2 separate regions of the Mus musculus genome follow, and region 2 is linked to region 1. The links are chromatin loops, found by intact Hi-C in ENCODE. Cell type or tissue: gastrocnemius. All regions are shown on one strand. Each heading gives the region's core, and the rest is flanking DNA. Links, peaks and the distances in the headings are about the cores only. Region 1 has its middle 51 kb from the start of Gm36617. Region 2 has its middle 22 kb from the start of Mtss1.

Evidence for each region. A loop is a pair of places that touch in the nucleus more often than their neighbours do. Peaks named below come from ENCODE experiments on the same cell type or tissue, not always from the same donor. Only the 100,000 strongest peaks of a DNase experiment are listed, where the experiment ranks them.
Region 2: it touches region 1 in a loop (3.0-fold over the local background); 2 of 42 quality-filtered maps call a loop at or near these places.

The regions. Positions count from the first base shown.
Region 1 is chr15:59,189,651-59,201,417 of GRCm38, reverse strand. No RefSeq gene overlaps it. Among named protein-coding and RNA genes, the nearest start is that of Gm36617, 51 kb to the left of the region's middle. In gastrocnemius, for the core only: a CTCF peak has its summit at 6,812; DNase peaks (open chromatin) are centred at 6,156, 6,713 and 7,258; H3K27ac peaks cover 1,174 bases.
Region 2 is chr15:59,098,413-59,110,179 of GRCm38, reverse strand. No RefSeq gene overlaps it. Among named protein-coding and RNA genes, the nearest start is that of Mtss1, 22 kb to the right of the region's middle. In gastrocnemius, for the core only: no CTCF peak of the experiment used is centred there; a DNase peak (open chromatin) is centred at 5,616; H3K27ac peaks cover 287 bases.

The sequences.
Region 1 (11,767 bases), core at 5,534-8,033:
TGACGGCAGGAACAGGAAGCTGAGCGGTCTCAATCACACAAAGGAAGCAGAGAAAGCAAACTGGGAACCTGAGCTTATGAGCTTTCAAAGCCTGACCCCATTTGATATAATTCCTTCAGCAAAGTCACACCCTAAGTTTCCTACAACTCCCCCAGACAGCACCTCCAGTTGGGAACCAAGTGTTCAAATACATGAGCCTACAGAGGACATAGCTCATTCAAACCACCACACCACGCAAATACACCACGCTCTTTGCTTCAGCAGAGACGTCCCACAAGCTGCCCTTTCTGTGGGTAGAAATGGCCCTTCTCCCCTGGGTCATCTCTACCCTTCAGGGCTTGGTTTTAAATGCCACCATTGGCCACCCTGACCAAGTTCTTTCTTGTATTTTGCAAAATTCTCTTCTTTTTCTTCTTACAGATTGAATGTGTGTGCACATGTGTTGCATGTGCATATGTGTGTACGTGTGTACATGCATGCATGTGCTGATTCTCATTATTTGCAAATTCTATATTTATGACTTTATCCCCTCTCTAAAATTTGTCACTCTGAGTCAATACATCATGCACTTTTAAGGTCCTTTAAGTGTTGGCCCAGAGCAGAGGAACACGTGCATCCTCTGACATATGTGTTCCTGACTAAACCCAACAAGCAACACTCAGCTTTCCTGATCTTGCACTCACGTTGTCACACTGAAACCAGCAACCTTGCACAATCAACTTGGTGTCCTATTTTCCCCTTCTCTTGCCTTTTGTGTGGGTTTCACTGTGTGCTTCAAATACCCCCCATATTCAGTGCCCAAAATGTTTCTATGTCCAGGAAGGCTATGCTACACGTAGGAGGGAAAATATGGGTGTTAGGTATGACTTATTTAAGCATGAATTGTACTGCTGTTGGCCATGAGTTCAGTGTCAGCGAATCATTAGAATATATAAAATAAGGCCTCTTCAAACATAAACACATATGAAATAAGCTCATGTGTGGGTTGGCCAATGAAACTAGAGGCTCATGGGAGTCCAACCTGCTGTTTTCCCCAGAAGCAGTGGTTTATTAGTTGCTAATTAGTTCCTGTGATTATGTCACCGACTATAACAGCTGCAAATAATGGTAATACTCTGTGTTTTTATTCATCTTTTTAGAGCTAAGATATCATATAACACAACTTCATGGCCTAAAGCAGCCACAGTTTGTCTACATTACACAGGGAAGCAGGAAGCAGTCATTCTGGAGGCTAGATATCTGAAATTATAAGGTACCACTACAGACAGACTTCCTCCATCGGCTTAAAGGAAAATCCCTCCTTGATTCTTGCCAGTTTGCTGACAGTCCATGTGTAGTGCTTTGAATTAAAGTGGCCCCCATAGGCTCATAGGGAGTGGCACTATTTGGAGGTGTAATCTTGTTGGAGTAGGTGTGGTCTTGTCGAAAGAAGTGTGTCACTGGGAGTGACATGCTTTAAGCTTTGCGGTTTCAAATGCTCAAGCCAGACCCAGTGTCACTCTCTCTTCTGCTGCCTGCCAATCCAGATGTGGAACTCAGATGACTGTCTGTGCACCTTTATGGTGATAATGGACTAAACCTTTAAACCTGTAATCCATCTCCAATTAAATGCTGTCCTTTTAAGAGTTGCCATGGACTGGTTTCTCTTCACAGCAATAAAACCCTAACTAAGACACAGTGATGCTCCTTAGCTCGCAGCCCTGTCTCTGTCTTGGTTATCACTTGCCATCTGGCCCATGTTGACTTTGTGGTCTCTTCTCCCCTCATGTCTTAGTTTATTTTTCTATTGCTGTGATAAGTACTTTGACAAAAGCAATTTAGGGGCAAAAGAGTTTATTTTAGCTTACAGTTAAAGGTCCAGTCTATTATGACAAGAGAGTCGGGGGAGCAGGAGCTTGAAGCAGCTGGTTGTGTAACTTCTTCAGTCAGAAGAGAGCAGTAGGATGCAAGGACTTGAGTGCTCAGCTTGCTTTCTCCAGGCTGGTACAGTCCAAGAGCATAGGGCATGGTGCCACCCACAGTTACCGCTTCATTTAACTTGATGAAGATAATTCTTCATAGATAAGCCCAGAAACCCATTTCACAGGTAATTCTAGTGCCTGTCAAGTTGACAGTCAACACTAGTCATTACACTTATAAGGACACAAGTCACATTGGATTCAGGGCCCAATCTACTCTTTGCAATTAGCTCATCTTAACTAAATACATCTGAAAAGACCCTACTTTCAAATATGTTTGCCTTCTGGATTCCTCTAATAGACTCGAATAGCAGAAGGTGGGGTGTAGGGGAAGACCCCATCAGTGAATTCAGTAAAACTGATGCACATGTACATATGGTTTGTCCATTAACTCTTTTTTTTCTCTCTGGTTAGATTGAAAGACCCAGGAGGCAAGGAATTGGTTTTCTTACTCATCTTTTAATGTCCAGTGCCCAGGCCAGTCTGATCCATGGTATGGGTTCCCTCAATATTTATGTGAAGAATGAATGAGTTTCAAATCTTAGAATGTCCAAGCCATTGAGTCTCTAGGATTAAACTCTCAGAAATCCTAGGTTCCTGGTCACCAGTCACCTATTAGGTCAAGCAAGAAGATACTAAATGGGTAGGCTTACTGCCTCAACCATCCCCAACTCCACTCTAACCATTATTGGGTGTATATCTGTAAGATAAGTTCTGTTTCTATGGGGAAGATGGTTCAGTAGTTAAGAGCATTTGCTGCTCTTCCAGAAGTCTGGAGTTCCATTCTTAGCACCTATGTCAAGTGACTCAGAGCTGCTTCTAACCGCAGGTCCAGGGTACTCTAACAGCCTCTTCTGCGCTCCATTGGCATACACACAGGTGTGTGCATATCCACACACTCATAAGTAAAGATTTAAAAGTGAGGAGACACCATGAGTTTAGACCCCTATTATATACATAAGGAGCAGGTCCTGAGCTGTGAAGGAGACTGCCTGTGGTCACCACCTTGTGGGGAAGAGACAAGGCTGAGACTCGTGTAATTGGCGCCTCACATGAGAACCTTGGCCTCTGCTCCTCTCCTGCCAAGACATCCAATGTGAGGAGCCTTTAGAATTTGCCCTTTCTGGGACCCTGTTCTTCTACCCAGAGCAACTTCTGAGAGAAGCAATGGAGCCTGTGGTATGTGCCCCTTCCCCATAGCTCCTAAGGGCCCTTTGTGCCAAATTATGTGGACATTCCCCAGGCCTATTTTAGACAGATCCATCTGCCAACAGGTCACAAGCCTTCGTGTTCCCCTCTGAGCTGAGTGAGATACACTGGCCTCTCTGCTTGTAAGCACACCCTTTACTTTCTTGGAAACTGAAGCCAAGCAAGGGAGGGTAGGCTCAGAGGCTCTGGATGGAAGGGGTGGGGTGAACTGTCAGAGGAAGGGGTCTGTTTTGCAGACCTGGCTAGAGAAGAAAAAAAAAAAACTGCACTGATTATCTCCCAGGCCAGCTGCAGAAACAAAGGCCTCGGCTCAGCAGCAGGTTATAAATAGCCCAGAGTCCACTCCCAGCCACTTGAAAACAGGGAGATTTTTTCCTGTGTTAGAGGAACAGGGCTTTAAGCTATGCTAGCTCTTTCCACATCTCCCCACCCCCGAAGGGCTGTGATTTAAGTCTTAGCACCATTGCTGGGAGCAAGGATCGCACTGCCCCGATAAACAATGATTAATTCATTGCCAAGTTCAAAACAGAAAAAAAAGTAAAAGAAAAAGGCATTCCTTTGGAAGCCTTCCCTTTCATTTGGCACAGACACTGACCCATGAGACCAACAGGGCAGTTTCTCTGCAAGCTCATAGCCCTGGCTTTTCCTGGGTCCTCTCTGGAACTGGATACACAGGGATGGAGACAAGGCAGGGTGTACGGAGACTGGAATTGCTAACGTGGGAGATGGGAAAGAGCAGGTATGAACTTGACTGTGTACTCAGGTGCTCTGAGATGAACAGATCCAGTGTGGGGGATGGTACTTTTACATTCACTCTAGAGGGCAGCCACCCCATAACTGAAGAAAATGAGGAGTCAGGTCTCAGTGTGAACATCCTTGACACCACCCCCACCCCCACCCTGGACCCACTCACTGCGACCCAAAGCACCATTTATATCCACCCCTTATCTGACCTTCACAGCAACTGTTGTGTTTTTTTACTAAGATGTGCCCACTTATTATTTTAAAAGCTTAAAATTTTCAGGGGGAAAAAAAAGACATAAAATGCTAAGGCTCTGAGACAGTCACATTTGTGCAAACATCTTTTCTTATTGTACATACAGATGGATTTAATTTACCTAAAATTATGGCCTTGGAAAGAGGTAGACGGAACGGGGCCTGGAGAGGTAGCTCAGGTGGTAGAGTGCTTGCCTTGCGTGCATGAAGCCCCGGCATCATAAACTGCCTGTGGTGGTGCATATTTACATTCTAGCACTCAGGAGGGCCAGAAGTTCAAGGTCACCTTGGTCACCAAAGCAAAATGTAAGCCAGCCTGGGATACATGAGACCCTGTCTAAAAGAGGAGGGTGAGACATTCAGCTAGGTACCTGAGGAAGGTTTAAATCGGGAATTATGGGTGTGGGCAGAGTTAGGAAAGGCAGCAAGGACTCCCGAAGAGCATTGCCCAAGAGCAATGGACAAAAGCTGTAACTGCTTGTGGGGCTGAAGGGCAAGTGATGGAAACAGAGCTTGCTGGGAACTGTAGCCTTAGAAGAGACACAGCCAGCCCTGGCAAGCCAACAGAGACGGTACTAGAGGAATAACCACCGCCCTTACCTCACGCTCCTCCCATACCCCAGCTACTGATGCCTCCTGCTGACCAACTTAGTGGGCAGGGAGTTAGAGTTGGCAGCCAACACCTCAGTAGGGTAGGCAGGAGAGGCCAGCATGAAGCATCCATTGTGCCCACTATGATCCTGCGTTTATTTTCCAGTGGCAAATCAAACCATGTCTAACGCATGAATGAGCATCATCAACAGTATCTCTGGGTAGATGGATATGCAGCCAACTCCTCACCAGGGATGTAGGCAAAGCTATGCTGAGCAGATCTGAACATAAAAAACATCCTTGTGCACAGAAGATGCGCTTATTCTCATTTCTCTTTGACACACTTTAGAAACTGAGGCAGGAGCTAGAGATTTGCCTCATTCACATAGAAGCAATGTGACTTCACAGAATTTTTTTTTCCCTCACCAACGGACTGCTTTTAGAATCAAAATAGGAAAGAATAATGAACTCTTTAGTTTTGAAGAAAAAACAAACTTTTTCTTCTCCTGAAAGTCCCCTCACCCACATGGCTCTGAACAGGTGGGGGATGGCACTAAGGGACAAGGGTACCTCAGGTCCGGGGACAGAGTCTGGGAAAAGCCGGGATCATAGTTTAAGGGACAGTTGTGCACAGGGAAGAAGCCAGCAAGGACACAGGGAGAGGAGGAAATGAAGGCTTCAGAGAGGAGCAGAGAGGGAGACATTATTACACCATTACACTATTACAGTGGCTTCACAGCCGCTGCCTGGAAAGTTGGAAAGTTCTCTAGAGGCCTTCTGTGGAGAAGAAAGGCTTGCACGGTATCACAGCTGGGAAGGACGTCAGACAGAAGCTGGTGGGAGGCAATTGGCACCTATGCTTCTCAGGCGGGTAGGACCTGGGACGAGGTAGGCTCATTCAATACACACTTCTTTCTTGCTGGAAAATCAGGGAGGCGAGGACAAAATGCTTTGTTCGATTTTTGATATTCAACAAATATTTACTGAGGTATGGGTACACAGGAACTTCAACAAGATAATTTTCCTGTTTTCCAAGAAATCAGAAAGTGCCACGCACTTGAAGTCAGGTGATGGGTGAGTGAGGGCTTCTGGGAATTGCTTGGAATTTTGTCTCTTTTGCTGGAACATTCTCGTGTCCTCTGCTCTTGCATCCTCCCACCCCTCCACCCCATCCACTCAGTACTGCTGAAGTTAATGTGTTCTTCCCTCATCTGTGTCCCACAGCGCCCTTCCCACGCCTCTCTCAGACATGATCCCATGGCATAGAGCAAGAGTTTAGAGTTTCAGAGTCCCATGGGCTTGGTTTCTATGCCTCCTCTGCTCCTCCCTAACTTGGTATCTTTCCACCTCCTCACCTGAAGAATGGGAGCAACACTGCCTCCCCAGGGGTGCTGTGAGAATGGAGTCATCATCAGCATCCAAAGGGTAAGGCCCACAATGGAACACACTGGATGAGGAGGAAGAGTTGGATCAGCCAGAGGGAAGAGTACAGCAGATACCCACCCTCGGCCCAGGAGTGAGACATGTACTGGACAAGAGGCAGGAGGAGAGATGGAGCTATCAGAATACATTTCTGGAACTTTCTAATGGTGGGGCTATGGACAAGCTGCTGGCCTCTCTACACTTCAGTTGACATGGGAAAGAGAAGGATAAACAGGCCTCTTCTCACAGAGATACTGGCGAGGCTCTTCAGGGAGAGGGCAGAAAAATTTCAAGTCTACCAAGGAGCCGGTGGCTGCTGAGTCTCCCTTTGTCACTCCTGCCAGCAGCACCCCGTTTGGCTGGGTTGCTTTCCACGAGGTGAGCCACCTTGGAGCTTCACAATCTAGGATTTCCTGGATCTGGAGCCTAGGCCAGACAGAGGGTTGTCCTCCAGCGCACGAGGAGCCGGCTGTGCTGATTCCAGGGCCCTGCAGAGTGCCCATCTGCTGGGTCTGCCAAGGCCAGAGCAATGAGGTGGAGGCCAGGGAAAGTGTCCCGGTGTCTGAGCTGGATGCCAGGCTGGGCACGGACTTGCTGCTTGCCATGTTGTCCCCACAGGCGCCGCCAGGCTGGCCCTTTCCCTAGAGTAGCCACGGCCTTTGGCCTAGGTTGTCATGGAGACAGTCTTCCTCCGAGGCCCCGGCTTCAGTCTCTGGCTCTCAGCTTGTTCTTGACAGGGAGTCCTCCCCTCTTGACAGGGATTCCTCCCCACTTCCCCAGCTGATTTATTTCTCCCAATAGGCAGCCTCTTGCTTTCAGTCATTCATTCAGTCATTCATTTATTCTGAGGATAAACAAATATGGGGTGCCTCCTACAGGCCACACTCATGTCAGGTGACCAGATACAAAAGTCCCGACTCTGTGGAGACTATACTCTAGTTGGGAAGATAGACAACAGACAAGTAAGAAATACATATAACACAAGAACAATGATATAGAAGTGACATTTGAGCAGAGGCCGGCAGAGGCAAGCAGCCATATTGGTGTCTGGGAAAAGACCCTTCTGAGGGGGATGACAGTGGTGTGGAAACCTCACATCTGAAGGGGCTGCAAGGTCTGAGGAGCATAAGCAGCCGGGAGGGTCCAGTGCAGGGGACGAGGCCGTGCTGGTACTCAAGGCTTTGACACCCAGAGTTCTGAACAAAGCCAAAGAGACTGCATGTCATATTCAAAGATGTGGAGAGTGCTCCCACCGAAGGAGTCAAAGATGTGGAGAGTGCTCCCACCGAAGGAGTCAAAGATGTGGAGAGTGCTCCCACTGAAGGAGTCAAAGATGTGGAGAGTGCTCCCACTGAAGGAGTCAACAATATGGAGAGTGCTCTCACCAAAGGAATCAAAGATGTGGAGAATGCTCCTACCGAAGGAGCCAGGCCCGGAAAGGGGGTGCCACGATTCCACTTGAAAGTTTTAAGGAGTGCTGGGAAGAGGGATGAGGGAGTAGGCACGGATAAGGATAAACCGGAGCTTAGACAGAGCTTGTTGCTGTCATCCAAGACAAATGAGAATGGCTTGGAGCAGGGTGGCAAGCGGGTAGAACAAGCGATATGCTTGGCAGACACGGGCTGTGGAACCTCTCGCTGCTAAGCCGGAAGTGTAAGAAAATGCACTTTCTAAAGGATGACTCCAAGACTTTTAAGCCCAATCAAGTGGGGACGGTTCCTCCTGGGATGAGGAGGAGAAGGGAGGGGAAGGCATGTGGATAGGATTGAGAGCTGGGGCTGGCGAGATGGCTCGGCAGTAAGGCTGTTGCACGACCTAAGTTTGATCCCCAGGACCAACATGTTCTGTGGGGATCAGAAGACATCTTTTGAAAGTTGGTTCTTTCCTTCAACTTGTGCTGTGATATGTGCAAACTCCAACATCACATAACTAATACAGTAAATTCTTTTTTAAAAAATTCAGTCAAGTTTTAATGATGTTAAATTTAAGGTGCTAAATGGAGAAATGCTACACTGTAGCCCATAAATATGCACAATTCTGCATTCATTAAAAAGAAAAAAGAAAATTAAGTGGAAGGTTAAAGAGGATAGAAATACCCACATCTTAATAAAATACTCTGCTTTTAGATTTATTTTATTTTATGTGCATGTGTGTTTTGCTTCATTTATGTGCACCATGTGTACCTGTGGAGGCCAAAAGACAGAGTCAGATCCTATGGAAAAAAACTCTGGAGTTACAGATAGCTGCGAACAATATTGGGAACTAAGCCTGGATCCCCTGGAAGAGCAGGAAGTGGTCTTAACCACGGAGCCATCTCACCAGCCCCCCCCCCACACACCTATATTGCTCTGTTTGACCCTAAGAGTCAAAATGTCACGTACAATCCTTTTACCCTTGCCTGGCAACGAGATGCTGCAGGTGTGCTTATAGCTGAGGATCCTATGTTGGAGAGACTGGGAACCATCTGAGTGGAGCTAAAAAACAGAAGACTTCCGTGGCTGAAGCCAAAGGAGAAACAACTACAGAATATCCACAGAAATCAGACGCTGCCTTTCAGCTATTCAGATGTCCCCCCTCCCCCTCTCTCTTTTTACTTTTTATTAGGTTTGTGTGTGTGTGTGTGAGTTTCACATCATGCACCCTAGGCTCATCCCTTCATCTTCCCATCCCCTCATATTCAGCCTTTGCCCTTGCTTGCAACCTTCCCTGCAAAATAAAACACACACACACACACACACACACCACCACCACCACCACCACCACCACCACCACCACCAACACCAACACCAACACCAACAACAATAAAGCCTAGAAGACATCTCATTGTGGAAGCTGCAGTGTATCCTAGTGTGTCCCACATTGTATCCCTCTGTCCACACATCTTCACTTGCAGAAGTTCATTGCAATGAGTCATTGTCTAGTTTGAGATCTCTGGATTCTATGACACCAGCTGTATCTGGGCTTTGCTACTTTGTAGGTTTTTCTTTTTCCCACACTTTATCCCCCACCAAGGTTTCACCACCTGTCACTAGATAGGAGAGAAAGAAGGATAGATGGGGAGAGAGAGAGAGAGAGAGAGAGAGACCCCTGAATCTAATTTCTTTCTTCTTGTTTCTTCTTTGACCACAGGTACTAACAAACCACAAACAGCCTCCCTGAACAACCAACTACCAACCCCACCTAATTGCAGAAACTACCTGTAGCTGGCAAAAGTACATCTCTGCTAGAGCACAAGCTAAATCACAGTCAACCACTGAGGACAGGCTGAAGCAGCACCATATCCCATACTTGGGATTAAAACAAAGACACATCCTTATAATATTTCTGTTTTGTTTGTTGTTGTTGTTGTTAAATATTTATTTGTTTGTTTGTTTGTTTGTTTATATAAGTACAACTGTAGCTGTCTTTGGATCAAAAGAGGGTGTCAAATCTCAGATGGTTGTGAGCCACCATGTGATTGCTGGAAATTGAACTCAGGACCTCTGGAAGAACAGTCAGTGCTCTTAACCACTGAGCCACCTCTCCAGCTCCTGTTGTTGTTTTTTAAGAAACCAAAATTCCAAAACTGCCACTACACCATCAGTATTGGATCTTCATTCAGACTTTCTTTAGTTATCCTGTTGTTGCCCTGTGTCATAGAAATTTTGCAGCTTTGGAACAGCAGGACTGGCCATTTCTTGCATCCTAACCATTCACTGATGATATAGATTTGGGGGTGGACCGATTCAGAGCCCTGGATCTGAGCCTGGGTGGTAGCTGAGCAGGTCAGCCCGACAACTTTCCCTTGTTTATACCACCAGAGCAAATTGCTCTGTGCAGCTGGGCCACCCAATGCCACCCACACCCACACTCAAGCCAGAGTCAGCTCCACTGTGCTACCCAGTCACAGTACAGGCCCCACTGTTCTTTCCTTTTTAAAAGTATCCTCGAAATTGTAAAATTGTGAAGTACCATTTTATAATTCTACCTAGTCTACAGTGTGCAGTGACCAAACTGGATAGTGAGTGTTTCTATCTCCTTTTACCTTTTATTAGATTTCCAATTTTTAAATGAATGCAGAATGATACATATTTATGGGGGTCTGGTGTGACATTTTCTCATTTAGTACCTTAAATTTAACATGATCAAATTTTGACCATGGAAGCTGGGGACTATGGACCAGGAGATGTGGTCAGCCTCTGGAGGCTTCTAGAACGTACAGAAGGCTAGGAAATGCTATCTCAGAGCCTCAGAGAGGAACCTTCCCATGCCCGTGTTCCAATCTCCAATTTCTAAACTACAGAACTGGAAAACAAGAAACCTCTGCTGTTTAAACCACTGATTTACAATGTTCTTTCTCAATAGCGATAGGAAAGCAATACAAGAAGAAAGACAGCAGCTGCCTGGGCACTAGCCAGGCCTGTGTAAGATGGGTGAAAACTCCCCAATGGCCTGCATAAGGCTGAGGTCACCGGACACTTTGACCTCGGTAGTTTAGTGGGGAGGGAAACATATTGGAGGATATGGTGGAGAATGTGGCAGGAAGGAGGTGTGGGGTTGGGACTGAGTCAATCTCTGGAAAGGATGTGTTAGGAAAAAGAAGTAGACAGAGGTGGGTGTGGGCTTAAGGAAGCGTTTCCGATTTTTGCTCAAGATAGAAGATATTCCTGCATGCTTGTATGCTGAGAGGAATGAGCCTGGAGAGATGAAGCTAAAGAAAGTGGACATCAACATTCTCCCTATAAGCTATGCTCTCTACCCATCTGCCTCCAGGGCCAGATGTGAGAGACCCACAAAAAAAAACCCATACCTTAATTCAACCTTTTGCAGAATGCAGCTCTCTCTCTCTCTCTCTCTCTCTCTCTCTCTCTCTCTCTCTCTCTCTCTCTCTCTCCCCCCCCCTCCCGATGCAAGAGCCTCACCAGGACTCTCTTCTCTCTGGGTTTGATTGTGGGGCTCAGGAATCTATTTTCCCCAGAGCCTGCATTGCAGGGGTTTCAAGGACTGGCAGACATGTTTGTGTACACACACACACACACACACACACACACACACACCCCTGCGTGGTCACTGAATCTCTCTTGTTCTTTGTGCTTCCCAGCTTGGTGGAGATGACAAGACAGAGAGGCCATTTGATAAACGTTTTATGAATGATGGGGACCACCACCTCCACAGAAGGGTCATCTGTTCTGCCCGAAGCAGTTTATTCACCTTAAGTGTGATTTCGAATTGTTTCAATTCTTCTCACTTTTGAGGCTAGAAAGGTGAGGCCTAAAGAGGTTAGACAACTTGTCCATGCTTGTGTGTCTTAAAGCGAGAGCACAGGCAGCCCACTTCTTACCCAATCCGTCACCAGTGGTCCATGACGGCTGAAGGAACAGAGGCCACCCTGGGTGACCAGTGCTTCGGAAGCAATGGCCCAATTGGAGCCCGTGATGCTGTACTTAGGATTACCCAGGACGTGGGCTTCTAGGTACGTCCATGAAGGGCATTTCCAGAGAGGGTAAACTGAGAGCTTAAGACCCACCCTTGACAACGTCATCTCATGGCTGCGGTCTTAACTGAGTAAGATGTATAAGGACAGGCAAGCGCCAGCTGTCACTGCACAGACA
Region 2 (11,767 bases), core at 4,401-6,900, 90 kb after region 1:
AGGGTGGTAATGGTTTGCCACACTTGGAGGGCAGTGTTCTCCGTTAGTGGGTAATCCTGGGACCCCGTCCTATGGAGGAGGAATCAGAGGTTTGGGGAGGTAAATCTTTTGTCCAGGACAGGTCTAGTAGGGAAATTACAGTTTAGATTCTGCCACCTGCTCCTGAGGGCTGAAACTCTTCCCTTTGTCCTCTGTGAGGAGACAAATGGAATTGAACTGAAGCAATAGAACTGGACTTGCCCACTGTAACCCTAGGGCTAGGCTCTCCAGGTGGAGGCGGGAAGAGCTCAAGGTCATCCTTGTCTACACGGCAAGTTCAAGGCCAGCCTGAGCTACTCTCTAGACACACTCAAAACAACAATTAGACAAACAATGTAAACGTAAGGCTATAGTGGTGTAAATTAAAGGTGCCAAGATTCGCTCCCTGCCCGAGTTATCTAGGAATAAAAATGGTCGCCAGACAAGCTATTGCAACAACAGCCACCCAGCTGCTAATAAACAAGCAAAATCCTAAAGGAGACACAAGAAACTCTGCTATCTAATGGAAGAAAGCAAAAGGTGTCACTAGAAGGTGACATATATAAATTGGTAATATTTAAATCTTTTAATATTTAATATTATTTTGTTTTACAGTGTGTGGTGAGGGAGCTTTCCAGCATGCTGCAATTCACCCGCCCCTCTGTGTCCCAGCTTGGAGCTCTGGCTCTCACCCCCACTTCCCCCCTCCAGCCACTGGATTTGGCTATGCTTCAGGGCGATTCTTCTCTGACCATGTGGCCTAACCACAGTGAAGGCCAGCACTCCAGTTTCTTTCTATCTTCTCTGGGTGCCACCTGTTCCTGAGGGCTGAACCTTTGCCATGGTTTGGCTACCAGAAAAGCCACCCTAAGGGCAGAACTTAAGCAGTGGGGACAATGTGGCAGCTAGAGCTACAGAGAGGTGGGGCCAAGGACCAGCCTTCAGGCTAAGAGACCTTGGGATGTTCTCAAGAACAGCTGCTGACTTCCTTTTATCTCCTTAGCCATCTAGGAATGGGTTCTCTGTTGCCTAAAGTATCTCATGACCCAAAGTTCATTTTTAAAGTCTATAGATACTATATAATATACATACTATTATATCATTACATAAATAATATGCCATATATATCATATAATATTATATAATAAAAATTATGTTATGTTATATATTATATGTGAATAAGAATGTTATTAGATGTTATTATATGAAAATATAATATTATAGAAGTTAAATTACATATGTAAGAATATGTGTTATTGTATGTTATTATATGTTATTACATATAATATAGAAAATATATTTTTTATATATTATATAACTACACATTTATATATAATTATATATTTATATATGCAAATATCATATTATATATATATATATATATATATAAAATTTTGTATGTATGGCTTGTTTTGCCTTCATGTATGCACCACACGTGTGCAGTGCCTTGGAGGCTTCAGATACCCTGGAACTAGGGTTACAGATGATTTTGTGGGCCGCTATGTGGATGATAGGAATGAATCCTGATTCCTCTGCAAGAGCAGCAGCACTCCTGACTGATGAACCATCTCTCCAGCCCCTAGTTTTTTTAAAAACATTTTTAGTGTTTATTTAGTAGGGGTAGGAGTTGCACGTCTCCTTGTACAAACACAGGTCAGAGGACAACTTGGAGGAGTTGGGTGTTTCTTTCAACCACGTGGGTCCTGAGGATCTGGCTCGGGCTGTAAAGCTGTGAGCAGTACACACCAACTCATCCCACCAGTTTCCAAAATCTATTTCTGAAAGCACATGAAGAAAGCTGAGGAGACGGCTCAGTGAGTAAGGCACTTGCTTTGCAACCTGAGGACCAGAGTTTGGTCCCCACAACCCACAGAAAACTAGACATGGTAGAGCATCTGTTTGAGACAGGGTTTCCTGTAGACCTGGTTGGTCTGGAAGTTAGCTGTGGAGCTGGGTATGGCTACAGATTCTTGGTCTTCCTGTTTCTGCCTCCCCGGGGTTGGGATTACAGACATGCTCCATTGTACCTAGCTGAACAGTTTGCTTTTGGGGTTGGGGTGAGATCCTCTGGTTTCATAAAATAGAAAATCTAGCCCATTCCCCACCCTGTGTAAGCACACAATGGTATTTATCAGAAACTAGGTTGAGCTTCATAGCCATAGCTGAAGGTCAGAGAAACCATCAGAAATCCTGTTTCTATCTCAGCTCAGTTCTGTGGTCCATCACATGTGGGCCTTAGTCTCAGATCTGACCTCTCAGCCCAGATCTCATGACTTCTCACATTCAAGTCTGGAGGGACAAACAACTCCATTATTACATTAACCAGAGAAAACACCCTTGGGTTTTCTAGGCAGGCTTTGGCTCATACTCTGTTGCCATTCCCTGACTAGCCACTGTCACCAGACAGGAGGACTTCCCCCAGGTGATTGGATCTTACTCTTGCGATTAACCACCAGCACCAACACAGAGGTCAGCGTTAGGCAAAACACATGGTTGGCAGTAAGGTAGGCAATCCTTCTAGAGCTAAATCAGGTCACAGGAAGTGGGCAGCTAACAACAGATGTTCCCCCCCACACACACACACACAACTTGCTTAAGAATGTCCCAACCGACATTCCTAGCATTGCGACCCTTCACAACAGGTGGGGTTCACAGAAGACCTTGTTTATAGTGACAAAGAATTCCCTTGCTGCCTTTGCCAGACTAGAGTCAGAAATAGTTCCTGTAGGGTCTTGTTCCTCTTCAAGGAGGCTACACTTTCTTTGAATAGATGCTTTCACAGTATAAATAAGAGTGGGACAATAGTTATTACATCTACTAAACAATCATGTAACTCGCACACCTTGTCCTTACCACTAACTAGCTCATTGGTTCAGTTCACCTAGGGACATGTAAAAAATGTCTGGAGATAGTTCAGGCTGTCAAAACCTGTGGGTGCTACAAGGTAGACACCTTAGAGGCTGAACACCCTGTGCTGCACAGGGAGGGCCCTGTCCCCAGCAAATAGACACTCAGCCTACAATGGTGATGCGATCCAGAACCCCTAGCCAGGCTGCTGATGTTCTTCTCATTTTTTTTTTAAGGGGCACAAATGAAGCTTGCCAAAGATATGCAATTCGACCTGGATTCTGTGAGACAGGAAGGGGTGGGCAGGAATGTCCATCCAAAGCCCCTGCTGTCATCTGTTGATTATGAAGCTTGAGATTAGACCTCCATGCCCTGCTACTCCACTCCACCCACTGCATATCCTGGTTCCGTGGGCTGAAGGCCTCAGGAATACGGGTGCTGCTGACAGAAGCAGATAGCTCACTGGTGCCTCATGAGACAGTACCCTCCACCCCCTCATTAGAGCAGGGTTTAGGAGAGAGCAGAGGGCCCATCTTTGAGGGAGACTTATGGGTGACTGTGACATTTAGTGGGATGAACACATAATACCCTGACTTTTTGCTCTCTGTGTGTGTGTGTGTGTGTGTGTGTGTGTGTGTCTGTGTGTCTGTGTGTGTGTGTGTGTGTGTGTGCTTGAAACAGACTCTTATTTTGCAGCCAACTGCAACTGTCAACACCTCAACTTCACCCCCAGTGAAGAACCCACGTCCTAAACATGTTATAACCTCTCCCAAACAGCACCACCAATGGGAGACCCAAGTGTTCAGATTTGTGATTTTTGGGGGGACATTTCTCATTCAAACCTTTGGTAGGCATCCTGAACCACAAGGGAACTTCAGGGAAACAAGACATAGGCTAGAAGGTAACACAGGAACCAGATTCCTGGCTACACCATGGACCCGACAGGAGTCTGCCACAGGGCCACCCATAGACTTTGATGTAAGAAAAAAGTGAAATTTTGTCCTTGCCCAGGGAGTGTGTTTACATTATTCTATGTGGATGAGCCTCATCATAACGGTCCATCAGCCATGGAAACACTCGGCAAATGTTTGAGAAGAATGCCTAGAGTGTACACTACCCCTGAGGAAATGAACACTGCCGGTGGGTGGGGAGCCATGGAAACAAACACCACAGAGGCCTCCTCGGGCACTTTGTGGTTAAGCACGCAAGATGACTCATGTCGCCTGTCCCCTTTCTTCCTTGTAGCACGTCCATTGTCTGCTCTTCCTGACTCAGGGGATCCCCTCTCATCAAGGTCTTCTGTCACAGAGACTCCATCTTCCCAGGGTGGGTGCCACATTGTCATTTGAAAGTGGTTTTAGTGACTGGGCACCAAGAGGCAGCAACAGAGAGAATTCCATAAGCAAGAGCCTCAGAGGAAGTAGATGAAGAAATGCAGGGAGTCCCTAATGCTTTGGCCATTGGTCTGCTTGCGTTTTCAGCCTGGAGGGAAATAGACTGAGAGGCTTAGCTCTGGCTAATAAACTTGGAATTGAAGAATGTCACTTAGTTGCATGCCATTGGCCAAGTCACCTGGATTCATGGAGTGTTGTTTCTCCAACGAACATAATAAACCAGTAATAACTTTCTGTAACCACGCTCTGGGCCACTGTTGTAGAACACTGTTGTCTGGGCTAACACGCTTGTAATCTTGAAAATGGAGAGGCTGTGATTCCATGTGCGAAACCCACACAACATCAGGACCGTTAACACTCCCTTTAGAAGGAGTAGGGGAAAGGGCCCTGTTTCCCACCTAAGATTTCAGTCGCTCTATCTTTCCTGCTCCCGCTCAACTCTATGTGATCTTGGGACTCAAGCTTGCCAAAGTTATGCAACGAGTCCTTGGGATTCAAGGACTCATTGAATCACCTTTGTGAGCTTCAGTGGATCTGCTTTTAAGTCACTCACCATCCTTCTAAGTAAAATAATAACAACAACAATAATAATAATAATAATAATAAGAAGAAGAAGAGAGAGAGAGAGAGAGAGAGAGAGAGAGAGAGAGAAAGAAAGAAAGAAAGAAAGAAAGAAAGAAAGAAAGAAAGAAAGAAAGAAAGAAAGAAAGAAAGAAAGAAAGACATCAACTGATGGTTCCTTCTCTGGGGTGTCCTGATTAACTCTTGTGGTTGTTGTTGTTTTTATCAACTTGACACAATTCCTGGTCCATCTAGGGAAAGGAAACTTCAGTTGAGAAAAATTCTCCACCAGATCGGCAAAGCCGGTGGGGACATTTTCTTCACTGATGATGAATAAGAGAGGGCCCAATCTGCTGTGGGCAGTTCCAACCCAAGTGGGTAACCCTGGGTTTTTGTTTTTGTTTTTGTTTTTGTTTTCTTTCAAATCAGATTAAAGCCACTGTGAGCAGGCCGGTAAGCATTTAGTCTCTGCCTCAGTTCCTGTCTCCAGGTTCCTGCCCTGTGAATTCCAGCTGTGATTTCCATCAGTGATGAACTGGGACCTGGAACATGGAAGCCAAATAAATCCTTTGCTCCAGAAGTTGCTTTTAGTCGTGATGTTTTATCATAGCAATAGATAGCAAACTAGGGCATGGGATAAAGAGAAATACTTCCCCAAATTCTTGAAACTGAGATAAATAGTGGACGATGGCCTGCTACAAAATAGAAGCTTGAGTTACACTTCTAGAAACTTCTCTCTGCCTACACATGCTGCCAACCAGAGCCATGATGCAACAGAATGGCCACCTGGGCTTTGGGCGGATGCCCAGCCACTGCTCTAGGAGAGCAGACCTTCCTCTCTTCAGCCTTAACACTTCCTTCCTTTCCTCTTTTCTTAGCCTGTTCCTGAACAATTGCATTTCCTACTTCGTATTCCACCCCACTTTAGAATGATAGCAGTCAAAATCCCCACAATCCCTAGAATCATCCCGTCACACAGTCAGCCTCAGTGGAGTCCTGTATGAGCATCCCAAGTCACAAGGGCATTCTCAAGGTGACACTGTTGGTCACGCCTTCTGGTGGGTGAAGCCTTGATGTGATTGATCAGTTGTCTTTAAGGGAAAAGTACAGGGTACTTGGAACCTGATAGGCTATGCTGGAAAGATGGCTTACAAACACAAAGTAGCCCACATCCCAGGAGAGTTCTACAGAAGCTATTAGTGCCAAGCTGGAAAATGAACGACCCAAAAAGCAACTGCAGGGCAGTGGAACTGGATCCCACAGTTTTCTGCCTATGAATTGGGTTCCTTAGAACTGCTGCGGGGTGGGGAGGGGTTTCCTGGAAATGATGTCAGGGAGAAGTGGGTGACCTCTAGAGGAAGAGAAAAGTGAAGACCACACAAGCTTGATGGCTGTTGAGAAGCCTTTATGGGGAGGGAGCTTTATTTGGGATAATCAGTAAAAGCAACCCAAATGAAGTACAAGAAGAACCTGTTACATATCTAGGTCTGTGGAGGCAAGAAACAAATATGCTCTCTTCTTCTTCTTCTTCTTCTTCTTCTTCTTCTTCTTCTTCTTCTTCTTCTTCTTCTTCTTCTTCTTCTTCTTCTTCTTCTTCTTCTTCTTCCTCCTCCTCCTCCTCTTCCTCTTCTTCTTCTTCTTCCTTCTCCTCCTCCTCCTCCTTCTCCTCGAACCAATGAACAGCACTCTTTTCATTTAACAGCACATCCAAACCCAGTTAAGAACACTATTAGGCACCAGGCAGAAATGAACAAAAGCCAGATGAAACAGAGTAAATGATAACCCTGTGTTGTATGTAGCCTTTCTCAGCTCATGACCCTGGGTGAATGAAACCAGGGGACTAAATTCAAGTAGATTCCCAAGTGCTTGGGAGTCTATAGCAGATCCTGAGTGAGTTGACAGAAGCCATCAGAGCAATCAGTGGGTCATCAGTAAGAGCAGCATCTAACACTCCACCTGAGGGTCCTCTTTGAAGGTAGACTGACCCTTCTACAGGGGTTGCCTAAGACCATCAGAAAATCAGATATTTACATTACAATGAATAGCAGTAGCAAAATTACAGTTATGAAGTAGCAATGAAAATGATTTTATGGTTGGGTTTCACCACAACACGAGGAACTGGATTAAAAGGTCGCAGCATTAGGAAGGCTGAGAACCACTAATGTAGAGCCTCTGTTGGGTGGCACTGTAAGAGAGACATCAAGGCAAGCTACAGGATTCAGTGTGACAAAGTGCCCATGGTTGTGTCCCTACACAAATGATGCCATTGGCCTCAGTCTGCAGCGGCCCAGACTCTCGACTGAAAGGGTAGAGTCCTGGATCCATTACACCATGATAAGGTTGGACAAATGACTCACGATTTCAGTTCCCTCGTCTGTGGACAGTGGGGACTGATGGCATCTGACCTCATGGGTTAGACAAAGGCACATAAGAACTATAGGGACACACCAGGACAGAGATTAGCTGCTGAGTTTTTTCCATCATGGTGGTGGGTTCTGTTCTTACTGCAGCCCTGAACTAGTAATGCTGTCATTGGGACAGGAAGGACAGAGCTGTGTCAACAAAACTGCTGAGAAGGCCAGAGCTGCAGCTTTATTTGGACTTGGACCCAGGCCCTAGGTCCTGATCTAGCCTCTTTCCCTAGGCCCATTGGAATCTACTGGAAACACAACTCCATTGGGGCACAAACCCAAATATAAAGCAACGTGCCACTCAAACACATCAGTGCCTTTTACTCAGCCAAGGAGAACAGGGCTCGCAGAAGCAACAGGCCAGCAGGATCTGCAGTGGAACAGACAGGCAGGCCCTTCACCCCGCCGTCATAGCTTTCTGACCTTCAGCAAATGACTTGGCTTCTTTTAATCTGGCAAGAAGTGTTTCATGATAAAACAAAACAAAACAAAACATCTAAGGCTTCATATGAAGACTGGATGCTCAAAAAACATTAGCCATTCTTGTGGCTACTCTTGCCTAATCTCTAGCTCAGTCTACTGTGCACATTTGTTAGCTGTTATGCTTTGGTTATAAAGTCTCTCTCCAAAAGGCTCATGTGTTAAGAGTCCCCACTCATGTAAAGAGATGGGACTTAGGGGGAGTGATATGATCGCAAGGTCTCTTACATCAGTGGGTTGCACCATTCATTGATGGATTCACAATCTGGTTGGCTTTATTGGGGAGGCAGTAGAAAGCTGGAGGTGGCACCTTGTAACAGGCCCGCAGACCTTCCTTAGCACAACTGAGTCCACGATGGAAGTACCACTCAGGCCACAGAACTCAGCATGTAGACAGCACCACCTGCCAAAACTAAAGCAAAGAACCAAAGTCTTAGTTCTAAGAAAGTCTCTAAGTGTACTAACCTTGCTTTTTGGCTTTTGTAGTTCTGTTTTTTGGCTAACCATTCTTGCTAACTGAAACATGTCAGCCCAGGGTATGGGTTTTGTGCTTAAAAGCTCATCCTGCGAAGGCTTGGAACTACACTGGGATTCCAAACACCCAATGTAACCACCAGCTGGCTAGTTTTTTGTTTGTTTGTTTGTTTGTTTGTTTTTTGTTTGTTTGTTTGTTGTTTTTTTTTTTTTTTTTTTTTTTTTTTGGTTTTCAAGACAGGGTTTCTCTGTGTAGCCTTGGCTGTCCTGGAACTCACTCTGTTGACCAGGCTGGCCTCGAACTCAGAAATCTGCCTGCCTCTGCCTCCCAAGTGCTGGGATTAAAGGCGTGCGCCACCACTGCCCGGCTCTAATATTTCTTTCTATTGGCTTAAACATGCGTCTGAGCAGTCTTCTCTGTGGATGCCCCGCCACAGCCTCACTGGAGGAAGCCTTCCAGCGGGTGTGTGGTACTCTGAGGGCTGTGCCCAGTTCCTGCCTCCTTACTTGCTCCACCATGAGATGAGCAGGTCTCCTTTGACATGTCCTTCCGCCATGATGTTTTTACCTTACCACAGGCAGAGACTGAGATCTCTAAAACTATGAGCTGAAGTTAGTCTTTTTTCCTTTTAAGTTGTTGCTTCAGCTGTTCTGTGGTGAAAAGCTAACTGGTAAATGAATCCCTCAGTTCCAATTGTTTACTTCCTCGTGGGTGTGGTCAGGGATGCGTGAAGTAAGATGAAGTTCACCACGGTCTTACAGTTTAGCTCAGGCGAGGTGGCTGAGATTCTCTTTCTGTTGGTGTGTTTCTTGTTTGCACCAAGCAACTGCTGAGACAGTCTCCTCAGAATCTTCCTGAAGTAAACTGAAGGCATGTCACTGCCTTTAAAGGAACCAGACATGACCCCCTCAACAAAAGGGCGGACCGCTTATAAAAGAAAACATTAATCACGCATTTTATTTACAGAGGCAACATGACAACAGCATTAGGTAATGTTTAATAGCAGCTTTATTGCCATGTAATTTACCACCCTTCTACAGAGGACACTTCGATAGTCTGTAGTCACTGAGTCCTGCAACTGTCACCATCAAACTCAAGAGTATTTTTATACTTCCTCAAGAAGAGTGTCCATCAGCAGTCATTCCCTATTGCCCCCCCCCCTGCAACTCTAACATCTCAGCCTGCTCTAAGGAATTATGAAGCTGCTTTCTGCCTCTAGATTTGCCTTTTCTGGACAATTCATATAAAGGGAGGCATAGTCCACCTGGCATTTGGTGTTTGGCTCCTCTTCTTATAGTAGAATGTTTTCAGGATTGATCTAGGTAGTAGCAGGAAGTAATGTTTAGTTCATTTAATGGCTGAATTATATTCTGCTGTAGGCAACTAATAGTTTGTTCATTCATTTGTCAACTGGTGGACATTTTTAGCTATTACAAATAACGCTGAGATATATATATATATATGTATTAGTCAGGGTTCTCTAGAGTCACAGAACTTATGGATAGTCTCTAGATAATAAAGGAATTTATTGATGACTTACAGTCGGCAGCCCAATTCCCAACAATTGTTCAGTCGCAGCTGTGAATGGAAGTCCAAGGATCTAGCAGTTACTCAGTCTCACGCAGCAAGCAGGCGAAGGAGCAAGAGCTCGAGCTAGACTCCCTTCTTCCAATGTCCTTATATTGTCTCCAGCAGAAGGTGTAGCCCAGATTAAAGGTGTGTCCCACCACACCTTTAATCCCAGATGAAAGGCGTAGCCCAGATTAAAGGTGTGTTCCTTAAACTCGGAGATTCAATCTTCTGGAATCCATAGCCACTATGGCTTAAGATCTTCAAACCAAGATCCAGATAAGGATCTCCAAGCCTCCAGATAAGGGTCACTGGTGAGCCTTCCAATTCCGAATTGTAGTTCATTCCAAATATTGTCAAGTTGACAACCAGGAATAGCCACTACAATATATATATATATATATATATATATATATATCCATGTGTGAACTTCTGTGTGTCCAGTTCTTTGGGGACATAGATGAAACATTAGGGCTGCTTATGTTGTCTACTGGAATAACTGTCATGGATAATTAATTTGGTGCATATCTACCATTAATGGTGCGGTTACTGGCTAGAACCACAATGAACTGAGCACGGAGCACTTTAGGACATCACACAGTTGTCATTCTGTGCTCAGCCCTTTGAGAGAGTGCCATGCTGTTTTCCAAAGGCTGTGACACTTTTGTTCTTCCCTCGAACACACAGGCACTCCAGCTTCTTACCCAGCACCTTTGTCAATATGTATTACTGCCTGTCCTCTTGATCATAGCTCTCCTGGTGGCTAGCCAGCGGGTCTTGAAAGAGAAAAACTAATTTCACAATTGCTTCTTTGCAGTGATTAGAGCCGTGCCTGGCGCACAGGAGATGGTCTGTCTGTATGTGACTGTTATGTAAAGGAGAAAATACATTTGTCATCTCAGTGTAAGCATTTCCGTTTTATCTCGTCCCTGTATAGACCACCTATACACGGTTATAGCTCTATTTACATATATATTTGCCTTCACCATCATTAACATTTAAAATACCCTGATGTTTCCACAGAGCCTTCATAATTATTATTGGCTTGGCTCACCTAATAGGCCCCATAGTGGAAGCAGAATAAACCAGTGGATGGTTGGCTTCCTCTAATGTTAAATACTAGAACTATATTTAGCAAGTTAGGGGGCGGGGATGGGATGGTTATTTGGCAAGGCTTTTCTGAATCTCAAATGGAGATAGGGTGGGCAGGTAGAGAGGGCAGACAGAAAAATATCTGTGTTGAAGTTATCCAGAGAAACAAAACCAATACGGTATATTTCCTGATAGGAATTGGCTTATGTAATTCTTGAAGCTAGAGGCTCCCAAGTCTAAAACCTGGTGTGTGGGTGGTAGGCTAGCGACCCGGAGCATCTGTCATATCGTGGGCGTGGTCAGTTTGCTTCTCTCTCCAACAGACCAGTGGTTTTTCTTCTAGTCGAGCCTCCCAGTGACCAGATATGGCCAATCCAGACTCTGGGGGGTAAACTTTACTCAATATCAACACGACCCTCCAAATCTGTATGTAAAATTGGCTATCCCAGCCAGGCGGTGGTGGCGCACACCTTTAATCCCAACACTTGGGAGGCAGATGCAGGTGGATTTCTGAGTTCGAGGCCAGCCTGGTCTACAAAGTGAGTTCCAGGACAGCCAGAGCTACACAGAGAAACCCTGTCTCCAAAAACAAAAACAAAAACAAAAACAAAACAAAACAAAACAAAAAATTGGCTATCCCAATACCAGAGTGAATCCTTGGACCCTCTTTTAGTTTCATACAATCTATGGATAATTTTCCTGAGCGTCTCGCCTGCTTCTGAACAACACTTTCTAAGCCTCATTTCTTACAGACTAAAATAAAGTGAAGAGGGTAAGAGAGGTCAAGACAACAAAGACCACGAACTCCGTATGACACTCAGATTTTAGACAGTAAGATGATGATGGGCACCTGCATCCTTCAGTGTCCCAACACTGCCCTTTCCAGAGGTTCCCATCTCAAATCCAGATGTCCTCTGAAA